Linked DNA regions of Homo sapiens: all the other regions are linked to region 1. A link is a contact called in ENCODE Hi-C data. All regions are on one chromosome and are shown on one strand. The core of a region is the stretch at or near the end of the contact, and the rest is flanking DNA. Distances in the headings are between cores, read along the strand shown.

The links. Hi-C counts contacts between places; a loop is a spot of excess contacts on that map. Pooled maps may share reads with other maps.
Region 2: a loop to region 1 is called in a pooled map, with 14 times the contacts of the local background. The contact joins the promoter of CENPK here to the promoter of BTF3 in region 1. A Hi-C loop is called at or near these places in 4 of 50 pooled maps.
Region 3: a loop to region 1 is called in a pooled map, with 6 times the contacts of the local background. The contact joins the promoter of TRIM23 here to the promoter of BTF3 in region 1. A Hi-C loop is called at or near these places in 3 of 50 pooled maps.
Region 4: a pooled map shows a loop between it and region 1 (12-fold over the local background). The contact joins the promoter of HOMER1 here to the promoter of BTF3 in region 1. A Hi-C loop is called at or near these places in 4 of 50 pooled maps.
Region 5: a loop to region 1 is called in a pooled map, with 23 times the contacts of the local background. The contact joins the promoter of JMY here to the promoter of BTF3 in region 1. A Hi-C loop is called at or near these places in 5 of 50 pooled maps.

Annotation. Positions count from the first base shown.
Region 1 is chr5:73,497,113-73,499,888 of GRCh38, reverse strand. It overlaps BTF3 (basic transcription factor 3), which reads right to left and starts at 1,447. Exons shown (of 6, transcript NM_001037637.2): 1 at 1,090-1,447; 2 at 687-755. The coding sequence starts at 1,221. It overlaps BTF3-DT (BTF3 divergent transcript), which reads left to right and starts at 1,569. Exons shown (of 1, transcript NR_186388.1): 1 at 1,569-2,336. RefSeq lists a silencer at 963-1,012 and enhancers at 649-1,459, 1,223-1,522, 1,553-1,612.
Region 2 is chr5:65,561,737-65,564,512 of GRCh38, reverse strand. It overlaps CENPK (centromere protein K), which reads left to right and starts at 1,345. Exons shown (of 11, transcript NM_022145.5): 1 at 1,345-1,415. It overlaps PPWD1 (peptidylprolyl isomerase domain and WD repeat containing 1), which reads right to left and starts at 1,217. Exons shown (of 11, transcript NM_015342.4): 1 at 1,007-1,217. The coding sequence starts at 1,202. RefSeq lists enhancers at 768-1,428, 1,569-1,708, 1,429-2,090.
Region 3 is chr5:65,622,894-65,625,669 of GRCh38, reverse strand. TRIM23 (tripartite motif containing 23) reads left to right here and starts at 1,337. Exons shown (of 11, transcript NM_001656.4): 1 at 1,337-1,476. The coding sequence starts at 1,396. It overlaps TRAPPC13 (trafficking protein particle complex subunit 13), which reads right to left and starts at 643. Exons shown (of 13, transcript NM_024941.4): 1 at 564-643. The coding sequence starts at 609. SHLD3 (shieldin complex subunit 3) reads right to left here and starts at 643. Exons shown (of 2, transcript NM_001365341.2): 1 at 564-643. RefSeq lists enhancers at 1,128-1,207, 1,338-1,667.
Region 4 is chr5:79,512,800-79,515,575 of GRCh38, reverse strand. HOMER1 (homer scaffold protein 1) reads left to right here and starts at 1,442. Exons shown (of 9, transcript NM_004272.5): 1 at 1,442-2,776. RefSeq lists enhancers at 720-909, 618-1,165 and a silencer at 1,160-1,869.
Region 5 is chr5:79,234,748-79,237,523 of GRCh38, reverse strand. It overlaps JMY (junction mediating and regulatory protein, p53 cofactor), which reads right to left and starts at 1,393. Exons shown (of 11, transcript NM_152405.5): 1 at 1-1,393. The coding sequence starts at 873. LOC124901011 (a long non-coding RNA gene) reads left to right here and starts at 1,501. Exons shown (of 2, transcript XR_007058836.1): 1 at 1,501-1,713. RefSeq lists silencers at 1-158, 442-711, 882-1,321, 1,352-1,401, 1,442-1,491 and enhancers at 1-251, 303-939.

The DNA.
Region 1 (2,776 bases), core at 198-2,697:
GGACTTCTTATTAATTACAGGACAATCTAAAAATCAGCTTCAAAAAAGAATCCCCTTGATGTGAATCAGTATCCACCAGGAAAAAAACAATTAATCAAAAACTGATCATTTAAAAATCAGTCACTTTAATTCCCTCATTTTTACAGTAATACAAAGTCAGAACAGGAAAGATACCTACTTGGGTTATATTTTCAAATCTAATAGTCACTGCTCTTAAACTCCAAAATGTACCCGTATCTTCAAATACCCTTGAAATATGCAACTACCCTAAAGAATATTTAGTTCAGAAAGCAGTACAGAAAGGTCTCAATTTACAAGAGAGACAAACAAGCACTGACTTTAGAAAACTCAGGCCAAAACAAGTCAAGGGTATGATGTGCACAACGATCTAACTGAAATGACACATTTTCCTTACTAATTAAATTAGGAAACACTTTTGTGTTCTACTTACACTCTGTAACACTGAAAACACAAACATGTTTACACAAAGGCGATGTTTTTAGCTCGTCTCACTGATGTGTCTCCAACCCTCGTCTCCCCCGCTCCTCGAGATTTGCTAGCTCCGTGAATTTCCCTCGATAGGCAAAGTTTGTCACCGATAATATAAGAAGCGCAAAAGGAATATGTTTTTTAAAATACCTAAACCTTAAAAAAAAAACCCACAAACCCGAACTATTAAAACTTACTTTCCCACCAATGCGCACTTGTGCCTGCAGTTTGGCGAGTTTTTCCTGGTTCATGATTGTTTCTTTCATCTAGAAAAAGAGGAAATCCTCAGCAAGGATAGGTTTAGCTCACTCTAGCATTCCATGCTCGTTATTTCCCAAGATACCAGCAGGAAAATAAACGTCCTACACAGGCCGAAACCTGGATCCCAAATCCACCCCGCAAAGCTCCAAATTTGGGTTTCCAGGGAGCCCAAAGAGCACCCGCCTCCCCACCACTCCCCCACAGCTCCCCGCTCTTGGCAGGCCCGGATGAAAGGCTCTACCCCACGCCTGGCCAGCACCCCCCACCCCTGGCCCTGGCCTGGCCTCGGCCTAGCCAGGGCCTGCCCGGCCCGGCCACTCTCCGCAAGCCTCGCGGTACCTGAGGCTCCTGTCCTCGGGTTCCGCCGCGAGGTGGAGGTTGAGACAGCGTCGCCTCGCCCCCAGGGCAGCCGCCCCTGGCTCGACCTCGCCCCCGAGAGTCAGCCTGAGCGGGTGCGCCTGTCCGTCGCATCGCCTTCCTCTCCTCCTCTGCCCTGTCCCTCCCTGTCTCGCTCCTTCAGGGAACTTCCCGCCCCCGCTCCCGTCCTCCTACCACGCCGCCGTCCAGAGCCTTTTTGTACCTTGTCGGAGCGAATAAGGGGCCGCGCGGGGGACTAGGGTTGGTGCTCAAGGGGTCTCGGGTGGACCACCTGAGATTAGGCGCACACACGCGGGGACGCAAGATGGCAGCTAAAGGGAGGCCGGAAGTGACACAAGGCCACTTCCTTCAAGAGTCAGGAAACTGACTTCGCCGCGAACTCGGTTCCTCCCTGCGCACGCGCGACAGCGTTTGTGATGGTCCAGCGAGTCCCTATTCTCCTCCTCCTGCTCCAGCGGCTGCCGGCTGTAGGCCCTACGAGAGACTGCTGGCTTGGGGCGCAGCCCGTACCTCTGGGAGAGGCCACAAAGGGGTCGGAGAGCGCGGTCCTGTGCACAGTTAGGGTTAAGTCCGCTCAGTCTCCATTGGGCCCTGATCCTGAAGTTCTGTGCCCTCCGAAGAAAGGGCCTATTCACGTTTCCTGGAGACGCCGGAGGTGCCCAGCTTGTGCTCACCACTCAAGCAGCTCTCCCCTTGCTGGAGGTGTGGGTTGGAGAATTGCAGAATTTCCCTCTCGGCCCGAATGAGCCATTACCAAAGCATTTTGTCAAAAATAGTGAAGTTAGTTTGGCCTTCCAAGGTTAGGTGGTGTGGTAGATTGCGGGACCGAGGTTCAGAATTTCTGGGGGCTGTATCCCCGAGCCCCACTCCTCAGAATGCAACTCTGTACGACGAAGGAACTGGGTAATCCGCATTTCAGCCAATTTAGCAGATGACTAACCACCTTAAAACGGTCCACACAATTATCTTGTTTATCAGGCAAAAAAATTGACTCCTAGGTACCGAATTGGCATGGATTTGACAATTAGCGATTCACGGTTAAGCAGACTTTATCTATCTTAATCCAATCAAAGGAGAATTTCTGCCTGCTGTGTTTGGAGAGACAACGCGTGGATGTGAGTTAAACTTTGTTAAACCCAGGACAAGCTTTAAGATAAAACGACTGATATTTAAAATGGCAATTTAAATAAAAATGTTCTCTGATCAGCCTTTTTGTGGTCTTAACCATGAAATGTCTTTGCATATTCAAAAGTGAGTCCGAAATCTTAGAATGCAATGTGTGTAGCAAGAAAACTTGTTCAAGTGCAGACCCCTCTCCAGTTAAGATCAATGTTTAAACTTTTTGAATACTTTTTACATATAAGTTTGTTGCAACTGATGTCTCAAGAACATAACTGGTGAGGACAGCTGTATTGCCTTTTAGAATAATTGTTACAGTTATATTTACAAAAAACAATGTTGCTTCAGTTAAATATGAGTGAAGTTTTAGTACAGGTAAGGGTGTTTGTAGTTAGGCTTATGTGGGTTACCTTCCTAATGACAAAGGCCAAAATGGCAGTACCAACATTATGCTGTGCTCTGGAGATATTACAAAATATATAGAAAGACTCCCCCTTTTGGAAGAAATGTGTATCTTTGTCCAGGAACA
Region 2 (2,776 bases), core at 96-2,595, 7.9 Mb after region 1:
CCCGTCCCTACTAAAAATACAAAAATTAGCTGGGCGTGCGCCTGTAGCCCCAGCTACTCGGGAGGCTGAGGCAGGAGAATCGCTTGAACCCCGGAGACGGAGGTTGCGGTGAGCCGAGATAGCGCCACTGCATGCGCTCCAGCCTGGGCGACAGAGCGAGACTCCGTCTCAAAAAAAAAAAAAAAAAAAAAAAAGAGAGAGAAAATAATGACAAATCATTGAAGTTTTTTAAGGGAAGGTGCTAAAGTACGATTTGAGCTTAGACCACATTTAAAATGTCTTAAATACTTAAGGAAAACATTTCACAGAAAAACAAGATAACAAAACAACAAAGACAAGAAAACTTAATCTACCCCTTTTCCCACCCCTTTTATTTGATAATAATTTGTGATTATTCCTCGTTAGTGACAAAAAGACTCAGCCCATCGTATCAAGAGCGTGATTTCAAAACCACAGACTTCGGGTTTTGGATGAAAACAAATCTGTGATCTAGGAAGCTTACGTCATTTTCCCTAGATGCGAAAATTTATTAGTGGAAGTGTCAGAGTTGAAATTATCTTTACCTACCATGATTCGAAATAAGCACCGCCTTCCTCTCGCGCCCCAACACATTAATACATTAACACCACTCCTGAACTAAAGCCTTAAAGAGAACTGGTACCCTTTTGCATACCTAAATAAGAGTTCGAAATTCCAACTTCATGTGGCTGCTGTGGGGAGTAAATGAGAGGAGCCAAACACATAAGAATAGGAAAATGTTAGTTTTAGCATCTGTCATAACAAATCAATGATCAAAAGTGTTAGATATTATCAAAAAGACGTTGTACTACGCTTAAATCACTATTTCGTTAAGACATGCAAGTATGGAGTAGCCAGAAGTGAGAGGACGGCCCTCTGTTCTGAGGGCACAAAACTCCACACATCATCCCTCTTCGGATCTGGCTTGAACCCTCCTACTCAGCGGACGCAGCACTCCAATTCGTCCCGGTACTATGTCTGCAGCTACCTTTCCTCTTCTTGGCCAGTGTTGCCTCCACAGGTAAAGGTCCAACCCAGCGCTCTTCGTTCTCCTCATCGTTCTCCTGGGACACCGCCACTGCTACTGCCAGCTCTCTTTCGCTGAGTTCTGTTTTTTCCGGTTCCTCCGGGTCCCGGCGCCTTCTACGTCTCTGCTGAAAATCGCTACCACTTTCCGCCGCCATGTTGTTCGCATCGTCAGAAAAGGCGCGACACAAAACTCAGCTACCAATCCCAAAGCAGCGGCGCAGTCTTCTGTCAGCGTCCGAGCGAGTTTCGGGATTGGCTGGGGTGGGAATGAGCACATCCAATGGGCATGCAGCGCGCGCAGAAGTCCGGGGCTGGCAAGCGCTTCCTGCGCAGCGCCTAGGCGACCTGGAGTTTGTGACGCTGTGATGGTAAGACCTGGGCCGGGGAGGTTGATATAACGGTTGAATCTTGTGGAGCTCCAGTCCTGAAGGTGAAACCCTTATCGCCGGCCAACTAGATACCTGACTTCCCAGCCGGGCTTTGAGTCCCGTTCTTCTCGGCTTCCCGCGCGCCAACGCAAGCTCCATAACCTCACCAATATTTAGAGAAAGATGGAAGGGTGGGGACAGAAGGAAGTGGTTAACTCGCGGGTTTCCTTTCAGATGCACTAAACATGTTTTCTCTCCTGACCTTTATTCTCTCACACACTCTCTGAAGAAGGTGGTGAGTGCTTGTTACTGTTTCTGGGGGTGGGGTGGAGAAGCAGCTACTTCAAATAACCAAAAGACCTAGGGCAGAACGGGTCACTCTTCTTTCTTCTCTCTGGTATAGGATTTCATCTCCTAGCAGTCATCTGAACTCTTTCTCCTCCTCCTCATCTGTCTTCTTCATTTTTAAAAAATTAGGTAAAAAGCACATAACATAAAATGTATTATCTTAATCTCTTTTTTAAAAAATCAAATACAGCTTGTCAAAATGACCTCCGTAAAACACTTCTTTTTTCTCTGCAATTACTTTTGCACCAACCTAATAAAATCCTCGTCGTAAATCTCTTCTCTACTTTTGCCTTGAGATAGGCACCACGTACAGGGAAGGAACTGCCCCCCCATAGTAGGCACTTTATTTTATTTCAAAGGTTCCCATTATTTGACCATTCTACCTAGCAAGTCTCATTTCTTCTCTGCCCTCTGCTCTCATCAGACTACTTTCTTTTGTGTCTCACAAATTTCCCTTGTTCGTTCTTGCCTCCTACTCTTATGTTTTTATGCTTGAAAGCATCTCCACAGCGATTTAGCCTTCATGTTTACAGCTTCTCATCTTTCAGAGACCAATGCAATAATGAGGATGAAGATGATAATGATAATGATAATAATAATGTAGCTAGTTAACATTTATTAAGCATTATTATGGACTAATTCCTTCCGGGTTGGTTTTTCTAAGCTTCCCTATCCTGAATTCCGATAGTACTTGCAGGCAGTGTTGTATACTTTACCATTTCATAGCACTTCTGACTACCTGAAATCATATCATGTATTTAGTTATCCATTCATTTATATTGTCTGCATGAGAATGGAAGCTCTACAAGTACAAAGACTTTTTCATCTACACAGCTAAAGCCAGTGTCTGACCAATGGCACACATTAACATATTTGTTGAATAAATGAATGTATTTTAGAATTATGTGGGTATTTTTTGCTTATTTCATGTATATTAATCTTTTCCCAATTAATAGTACGAGTTTCTTTAAGTATAGTATTATCCCTAAATAAAGAGATACTGTTTTTCTTCA
Region 3 (2,776 bases), core at 88-2,587, 7.9 Mb after region 1:
ACTTACTCAAAATGGCTGTGTACAAAAAATGAGAGTTGACATTAGATCTCGGACATATTTCCCACATACACAGTGATTTGAAGTAAACTGCAGTTTGTTTTGAATAAATCTAAGTTATATGTTGTATTACTATGTATTGCTAAATTCTCTGCACTACTGTCATGCAATACTAATTTTACAGGGGAAGCTGAAGCCTGATTAACTTCGTCAGTGCCACAGGAAGAAACAAGAGACAGAAGGAAAAAGCACTTTGGATGCCCGCTGTAATTCACAGAGATCTCCACGGTAGGAGCGGGACGTCAGCTTCTGCGGCTAAAATCTCGTGACTGAAGCAGCACAGATCAGAAAGAACGATTTACCAGGTATCTATTTCGTTCTAGAAAGGGGCCCATAAACCTAAAAAGCATCCAGGAGAAATCGCTTCCTCCCGCTTGGCGGCAAAGGACAGAGCAGGAGGGCGAGCACTGAGTGTTTAAGAAGGATGAGGCCTACATGGCAAAGGCTTCGATAAGTAGGGAATGCAAGGAAACAGAAAAGGGGGAATCAGGTTCGCAAAAGTTTACCTTTTAGCGCCAGCAGGTGCTCCTGTTTAGGGGGATTCACTTCCATTTTGACCGGCACTTTTGACCCACAGCCTACGGGGGCTGGACAGGTTCAACTTGCCCCGGAAGGAAACGGAAAACCTCGCGTTTGGCAAAACCAAAAGTCAAACGCACTCTCAACCTCTCTCTGGTGGTGGTACCTTAAATTCTCCTACTGTGTCCTTTACAAACTGGCTTCTTTTCAACAAGTCCATTTCTTCTATCTTAGAAACGTAGGCATAAAATACTTTGTTTTCCATCTGCAATCACACATCGCGACTGCAGGAAAAGAAACCACCCCTAGGTAACAATACGCGGCCTCCCAAAGGCCAACGTTGCCGGAGTTTTTTTTTTAAAAAAAAAAAAAAAAAAAAAAAAGAGAGAGAGAGAGAGTGGCATGCTGGGATTTGTAGTTTATACAAAAACCGCGTTGCATGCAGGGAGATGCCCGTACCCCCTCACCGCCCTCAGTTCACGCCCTGGCTGGTTTGGATTCGAGAGGAAAAATCATTAAAGGATCTGGAGTTTTCACCCCAAAACTTTAATCGTTTTGTCCCTTCTTTTTTTTTCTTGTCTTTCCTCCAGCAGCTGCAGACTACATAATGAAAAATAACAAAAGTGCCCATGCGCGAGGCTGTGCAACTAACCACCCGACGATTGCGGGGAGGAGGAGTAAGAGTCGGCTAAGCGGCGCCCAGTGTCCTACTGCGCCTGTGCGCCGGTGGCGTGCGCAGAGGCCTCTGGGTAGGTGGCTCAACCCCGCCTCTCAGTTGAGGACTCTGAAGGCTGTTTCTGTGGCGCTTCCCCTGCGAGGATGGCTACCCTGGTTGTAAACAAGCTCGGAGCGGGAGTAGACAGTGGCCGGCAGGGCAGCCGGGGGACAGCTGTAGTGAAGGTGAGGGACCTTGCGTGCTCTATTCTCCACCATCGGCCTCCCTTCGGTTCATCCTGGAGACCTGGCGGCATCGCCGCGGCCCAGGCTTCGATAGGTGGGATGCGCGGCCTCTGGGCCCCTTTTGGCATTACAAGTCTCGTCCTGTCCTCTGCATCCTTTCTCTCCTATGGCCTGAAATTGCCTGGTCTTCTGCTCATGACATGTCATCATCGGGACATTTGTGAAAAGGAGCTTGCGGGCCAGTGGCAGTGACCTAGACCGGTCTTTTCTCCAGGTCCTCTGCTTTTAGTTAAACTCAACAGACATTAATTAGCTTAGTATTATAAATTGAGTCATCATCATCGTAACTACGTACTAAGTTAGGTGTTTTAGCTCGTTAATATCTACTTATGAAGTAGATGTGAATTCCCATTTTACAGGGAGGAAACCCAGGTTTAGGTAAACAGTGTGTGGCAGAGCCCCGGGTTGACCGGCTTTAAAGTCTGTACTTTTCGCTCTTGTACTGCGTCTGTAATCAGACATCTGTTATTGGGTGAGCTGCCCCCTCCCCTGTTAGTAGTACAGTCTATTAACTCTTTGCACAAGTCTGCAGCATCGTCATAGCTGGGCATTAACGATAGAGTTTATGAATTTTCTTATGCTTGAAGTTTGAGATTCTACCATGTATACATGCTCCAGAATCAATTTGCTAAAAAATCATTTGAAATATGTGGCACTCATTTTTCCCTTCCACTGTTGTGCACGGAAAGATATGGAGGGGAGAACTGATCCCATTGGTTTATAGAGTAACCTTCAGGAGCATCTCTAATCTAAGAGATTGATAATTCTCATTCCTGGCTACATATTAGGATCACTGAGGAGTTTTAGTACACTACTGATGCACTCCTCCTCCAGTTCTGATGAGGTTGACATCAGTATATTTTAGGAATTACCAGAAGTTATTTTAATGTGCAACCAGGGTTATGAATTACTGATCAAGGTAATATATGAAGTTTTTTTCACATCTTGAAAAGTAGACACCTATGATTATTCAGGTAATGTTGGTTTTATATGACAGCAAATGAGACATTTCTTCCCACAATTTAGTATCAGTGAATATTGGTGGTTGTTGATTCAGATGACCTTTAGGTACTAATGAAGTTATTCTACAGGTACACGGCATATCTGATATGCAAAGGAGCCCTCATTATTAGGCATGTTGTGTGACTGAGATTTTATTTATTGAATTGTGCTTTTGCTAAGTAGAGAATACTTGAAGAGCAGTTTGTGAATTAACTTGAAGTTTAAGTTTTATTTCATA
Region 4 (2,776 bases), core at 193-2,692, 6.0 Mb before region 1:
TTTAACCTAATTACTTTAAAATAATTTAAAAACTCTGTAGTAATTTACAATGTAAAAAGCACTCATAATATGGTGTTTATAGACACACATAGCTAGTAAACCTATAGACAGCTACTCACCCTTGCCATACAGAAAATGCAAAACACACTTAAGAGATATTGTAATTACATATTATGTGGTCAAAACTAAAGAAGACGAAAATATGCTTGTGTTAATGAAAAAGGATTTGGTGCTCTTTCTTATTTTTAATTTTTAAATTTTAATTTAAATTCCACAGACTGAAACCCATATACTTTTTCTCTTTCTTGTTTTACTGGCTGGAGCCAAGTGTCATGGAACTCATATTCTTGATGAAGAGAAACTGAGAGGACACACTGGCATTTGCTATACGTGAACTAAGATTGACTCATTTTCCTATGTCAAAACTGCTATTTTGCAAATAAAATTACTATCCTTTATAACATTATTTCGTTTGCTTATTGCTCTGCTCTTTATTCTTTCGTGTTTCAGGTAACCACTAACAAAAAGTTTAAAAGTCGACTATGTCCAGAATGGCACTCTATAATTGAAAATTTAGGTGATTTTTCCGAAGTCCTGTTGGAAGCACATCTACCAGCAGTGTGATCAGGCTCTCCCTCCCACATTTCCCTGCTAGTCAGGACAAGAGAAGCCCGGGGGTGCTGCTGCAATAGCGGTGGGAGTGGGAGATAGGCTATTACCCGCTTGACACTGCACTTTTGCTACGAATGATTCACTCAGGTTTGGCACATTTGTTGCAAGGAAATCTCCTCCTCCCGCCGCTTCCTTGTTCGAGCTCCTCTCGGGCTGTCTCCTGTGCTTTGGCCTTTAAGGAGAAGTGAGAGCAGGTGGGCACACAGGAGCTCGCCGAGTCCTCCTCCCCCTGCTCCTTCCCTAATTTAGCAGTACTTCCGGCCGCGTGACATCATCCCCCGCACCTCGGTGACGTGAGCTGCGGGTGACGTGTGTGCGGAGAGAAGCGCGCTGACGTTGCTATTTAAAGGTCCTCCTGCGGGGAGGATGGAGACACAGCGCGAGCACCTGGTGTGGGGCGCGGAGGAGGCTGTGGCGGTCGGGAGCGGGGCCAAGAGCCAGAGGAGGAGCAGAGCGCACGGCCAGCCAGCCGCCAGCCTCTAGGGGAGGGGGGAAAAGAAGGACGAACGGACTGAGGGCCTGCCGCCGGCCCAGCTCCCCACGAGGGCCGCTCGGCCCCCCACCATCAGCCTCTCCGCCGCCTTGCGGCTGCTGCTTTCTCCCGCGGCCCGCTGCTCGCAAGGCCCGTCGGGCTCCCGGGACCAGTCCGCGCCCCAGCCCCCGGCCGCGGCTCCGCGGCGGCCACCGCCTCCCGTCCCTTCCCGCGAGCAGAGGGAGGGACCGCCCTCGCTCCCCGTTCTCTCCGCCCCCTTCCCGCCCCCCGCAGCCCACTCTGCCGCCGCGCTAGCTTCACGCCGGCGGCGCTGACCGGGAAAGCAGCACCCTCTTCTCTGCCAGCCGGCCGGCCGGCGGAGGCGGAGGCAGCGGCAGGCTTCAGGCCGCCGGGGCTGGCGCTGCTCTGCCCGGCGGTAGCCGGAGGCGGGCGCTGATGGAAGTGTGAAGAGGCGGCGGCGGGGCCCGGGGAATGTGAGGCGGCGCGTGGCGGCGGCGCGGAGCGTGAGAGACGAGGAGTAGGGGTGGGGGCGCTGGAGCGGCGGCTGCGCTTCGGCTTCGAGCCCAGCTCTCCTGGCCCCAACGCGGGCTTAGCCTCCCGCCTTGGCTCGGGCAGGCGCCCGTCGACCCTTCGGCCCCTTTCGCCCGCCCTGGAGCTGGGGGCAGGGTGCCAGTGGAAGCGTGGGGCTTGGCTCTGTGATTCATTCATTCTCCGCCGACGGGAGCCTCAGACCCGCTGTGCTCTGAAGAGAGGAGGGAAGAGGGGGCAGCCGCGAATGAAGGGCCGGGCACCAGCCGGGCTCCATTGTGCTCGGCGGCGGGGGGCGGGAAGGGGCTGAGGGAGGTGGGATCGGGTCCCCTCCTCCAGCTCTCCGGCGTGCGCTGCGCCCCCAGCCTGCTGCCAGCCTGGAAATGGCTCCGTTTATTCTCTTCGGGAGAATGAATCGATCCTGCCTAGCCTTCTCTTCGTCCTCCCCACCTCTTCTCTGCTCCGAGTCTTAGGAGGAGAAACATTTAAAAAGACAGATTCCAATGTGGAGTGCCGTGCAGGTTGCGAGCTGCCGGGTTTGCACTTCGAGGAGATTTTCCTGTGTAGTTTTTTTCCTAATGTGAGCGCAGGGAAGCCGTGGCATTACTGCTTTTGGGATTTTTATTCACGTGCACGTCGCGTTTGGTTGCTCGCTCCACCCCCGGAGACCTGGTGTGGTGGAGAAATTTGAACCCGCAGCCTTAGCTCCGAAAAGGCCGAGTTACCTGGCTCTCCCTGAGTGTCGAGGAGGACATGAGTGAAATGACCAGCGAACTCATTTTTTATAGGACTCGGTGAAGCCGGATTCTGCATTTCCCTACTTGTAGACTCATTTTGTGGAATAGAGTTGATCGCTGTCTCCTCCGCAAAGCATTTTAACTCGAATAAGCAAATGCCGCCTCTGTTTGAACGTTTTGGTATTTACAAGAGAGAAATCATTTTACCTAAGAGAACTAATTGAATTGGCAGCATCCTTGAAATACCTCCGGACAAGGATCTGGGGGTGGGGGTGGAAAAGCAACTGCGAAATAGCAGACGGAGAAATTCCTTTGGAAGTTATTCCGTAGCATAAGAGCTGAAACT
Region 5 (2,776 bases), core at 144-2,643, 5.7 Mb before region 1:
GACCTGGAGCTGGTAACACAGAGTGTCGATTTCCTGCTCGGTCATCTCGGGGGCGCCCCCAAACAGCACAGTCCACATGCCCGAAGGTTCCTCGGGGAACACCGGCAGGCACGGCTCCAACTGCGAGTTCACCGAGCACAGCTGCTGGTGCACGGCGCGCAGGTCCTGGAAAGAAAACAGTCCGGCCCAGCTGCACTCTTCGGCCGGAGACTCCAGCTCGGTGGCGGGCGGCGGCTGCTCCGCGTCCGAGAGCGCCAGAGGTGCCTCGTCCTCCTTCACCATTTCCAGCACCTCTATCTCCTCGGAGACCGTCCCAGAGGCGCTCACTATCCGTACAGAGGACACCTGGGCCTCTCTGGGCGCCGGCCGGGCTGCTGCAGCGGCTGCCCCCGCCGCATCGTCGGCTTCAGATGTTTTCTGACCCGGGATGGGTTTGGCCCGCACTGGGCTCCTAAGACGACTCTCCGCCCCTTTGCTGCCAGGACTCCGCAGCCGCGGGTCCCCCAGAAGGCTGCGAGTGCTCCGAGGAGAGCCGCCCTCCGCCCAGGCCGAGCTCCGCCGGGGCCCGGGGCTCCTAACCAGAGTTGCAGAGGCAGTGGCCTCGGGCCGACCCCTGCCCGCCGGGCTGCCGGGCCCGCGGCTCCCGTCGGACGCAGCTCCGCCGGCCTCGGCGCCCCCTCGCGCCCCCGCTTGCTCCCGGGAGCCGCTCCTCTGCCTCTGGGCCGTCCGGTTGTGGCAGGTTATGGCAAACTTGCCCTCAATCTCGTTCCAGGCCACAATAAAGACGAATTTGTGTTTCTCGCGCTCGTCGAACACATGGGGCCGCACAGCCACCCAGTCCGACTCGAGCGTCTCCTCCAGCGCGAACGACATGGTGGCTCCGGCTTCTCGCCGCGGGGAAGGGCCGCCGGCCCGGCCCGCCCGAGGACTCCCCGCTGGCTGCGCCGCGCCCCCCGCTCACCCTCGCCGGGCGCCTTCAGCCATCTTAGTGCGCCGGCCGGCTCTCCCGGCTCGTTCGCCTGTCCCTCCGCGCCCCGACCGCCGAGCTCCTTTGTGGCGCGGATCGAGAGAAGGACAATAAGCGTCCCGGGAGCAGGTAGTTCACATGGTCACCTGCGGCCGGATCTGTTTACAAGCTCCGCGCTGCCGCAGCGCCTCGCGGCCGCCCGCCGCCCCCCGCGCGAGGCCGTGGAGCTGCGTCTGCGGCGCTCCGGTGGTGAGGCGCGGGTCCCGCGGGGTCAGGCCGGCGCTGTATGCGTCCCGGTCGCTCGCCCAGGTCAAGATCCCCGCCCCCGCCCCTGGTGCTGCTGCAGAAAGCCCGGAGCCGGCCTGACTGATGAACCCGTCTCCTAAACTCTGCGCCTCAGCATCGCCACAATGTTGCCATTCGACTGCTGACGTCGGCGGCTCCACGAGGGACGTAAACATGGGCACGTGCCGCACGCTGGTGACGCGGCGGCGGCGGCGCGCGCACCCCGCCCGCGCGCGCCGGCGCCTCCTCTCGGCGTCCCCTGAGCCAGCCCGCGAGCGGCCGCGCTCCCGACTCTCCTTCCTTCCGCGCAGCCTCCAGTTCCCCGGGGCTGGAGCCGGCTGTCGGCTGGTTGCCGGCTCCGAGGGCGATGAGAGTGGCAGGTGTGCCCTGCTGCACAGGTGGCCTCCGAACCCGGGAAAAGAGGAACTAAGGCGGAGGAACTGAGACGTTTCGAATTCCAGGTATTGAGACCCTCGAATGTACATTTGCCTCCATTCTCCTGGAGGGAGCCCGGACGGAGAGTCGCTCCTGCGTTCAGAAGTAGCGTGTTGCCGCGGGGAACGGTGTGCTGAACTATGTGGGGCTCGCCCCCAGCCTGTTAGGTTCTCCCCTAATGCCCTTGAGACCAAAACAAAAAACAAAAACAATTCCAGAAGCTTTTCTGGAAAGACAGAGTTTAATATATGAAAGGAAGGTGTCTGAGGAAAGCCCAGTAACAGTCCAAAACAAAATGAAAAATGAAAATGCCATGTCCTAACAGCATGAATGTTTACATTTCAGTTCATTGGTGTTTTATTGCTTCAGGTTTCATCATTATGTACTGTTCTGTGAACCTCGTTTTGAGGTCACTGGGCTTTAGCCCTTTTGAAGTTGTATTCAATTATGGGAGTTCCCAGAATGCATATACAAAAACAGTCATATCAATCTCTGCTATTCTTACTAAACTATGATGAAACACATTCTTAAAATTAGTAGACTTTATAATAATTATTGGCATTCTTTTTCCGATTAGTATTCAAGTCACAGATGTTGTGCACCATAGTAAAGCACAATGGAAATTAGTTCTTTTACATTTATTCACATTTCTAAAGTATATACAAAACCGTTTGGATTAGCCTTGTATTGTTAGGTTCAGTAAAAACAGCTGTTTATTCAGATGACAGAACAGTACTGAACTAGCTAAGCTTCAAACTTAGTTCAGTATTGTCCATCTTAAACTCTAAGCTTCAACACTTGGTTCAGTATTGTCCTGATATTTGAATAAACAGCCAAAAAAAATTTTTTTTTTGAGACAGAGTCTCACTCTGTGGCCCAGGCTGGAGCACAGTGGCACGATGTCAGCTTACTGCAGCCTCTGCCTCCCGGGTTCAAGCGATTCTCCTGCCTCAGCCTCCCAAGTAGCTGGGATTACAGGCACACACCACCAAGCCCGACTAATTTTTGTATTTTTATTAGAGACGGGGTTTCTTCATGTTGGCCAAGCTGGTCTCGAACTTCTGGCCTCAGGTGATCCGACCGCCTTGG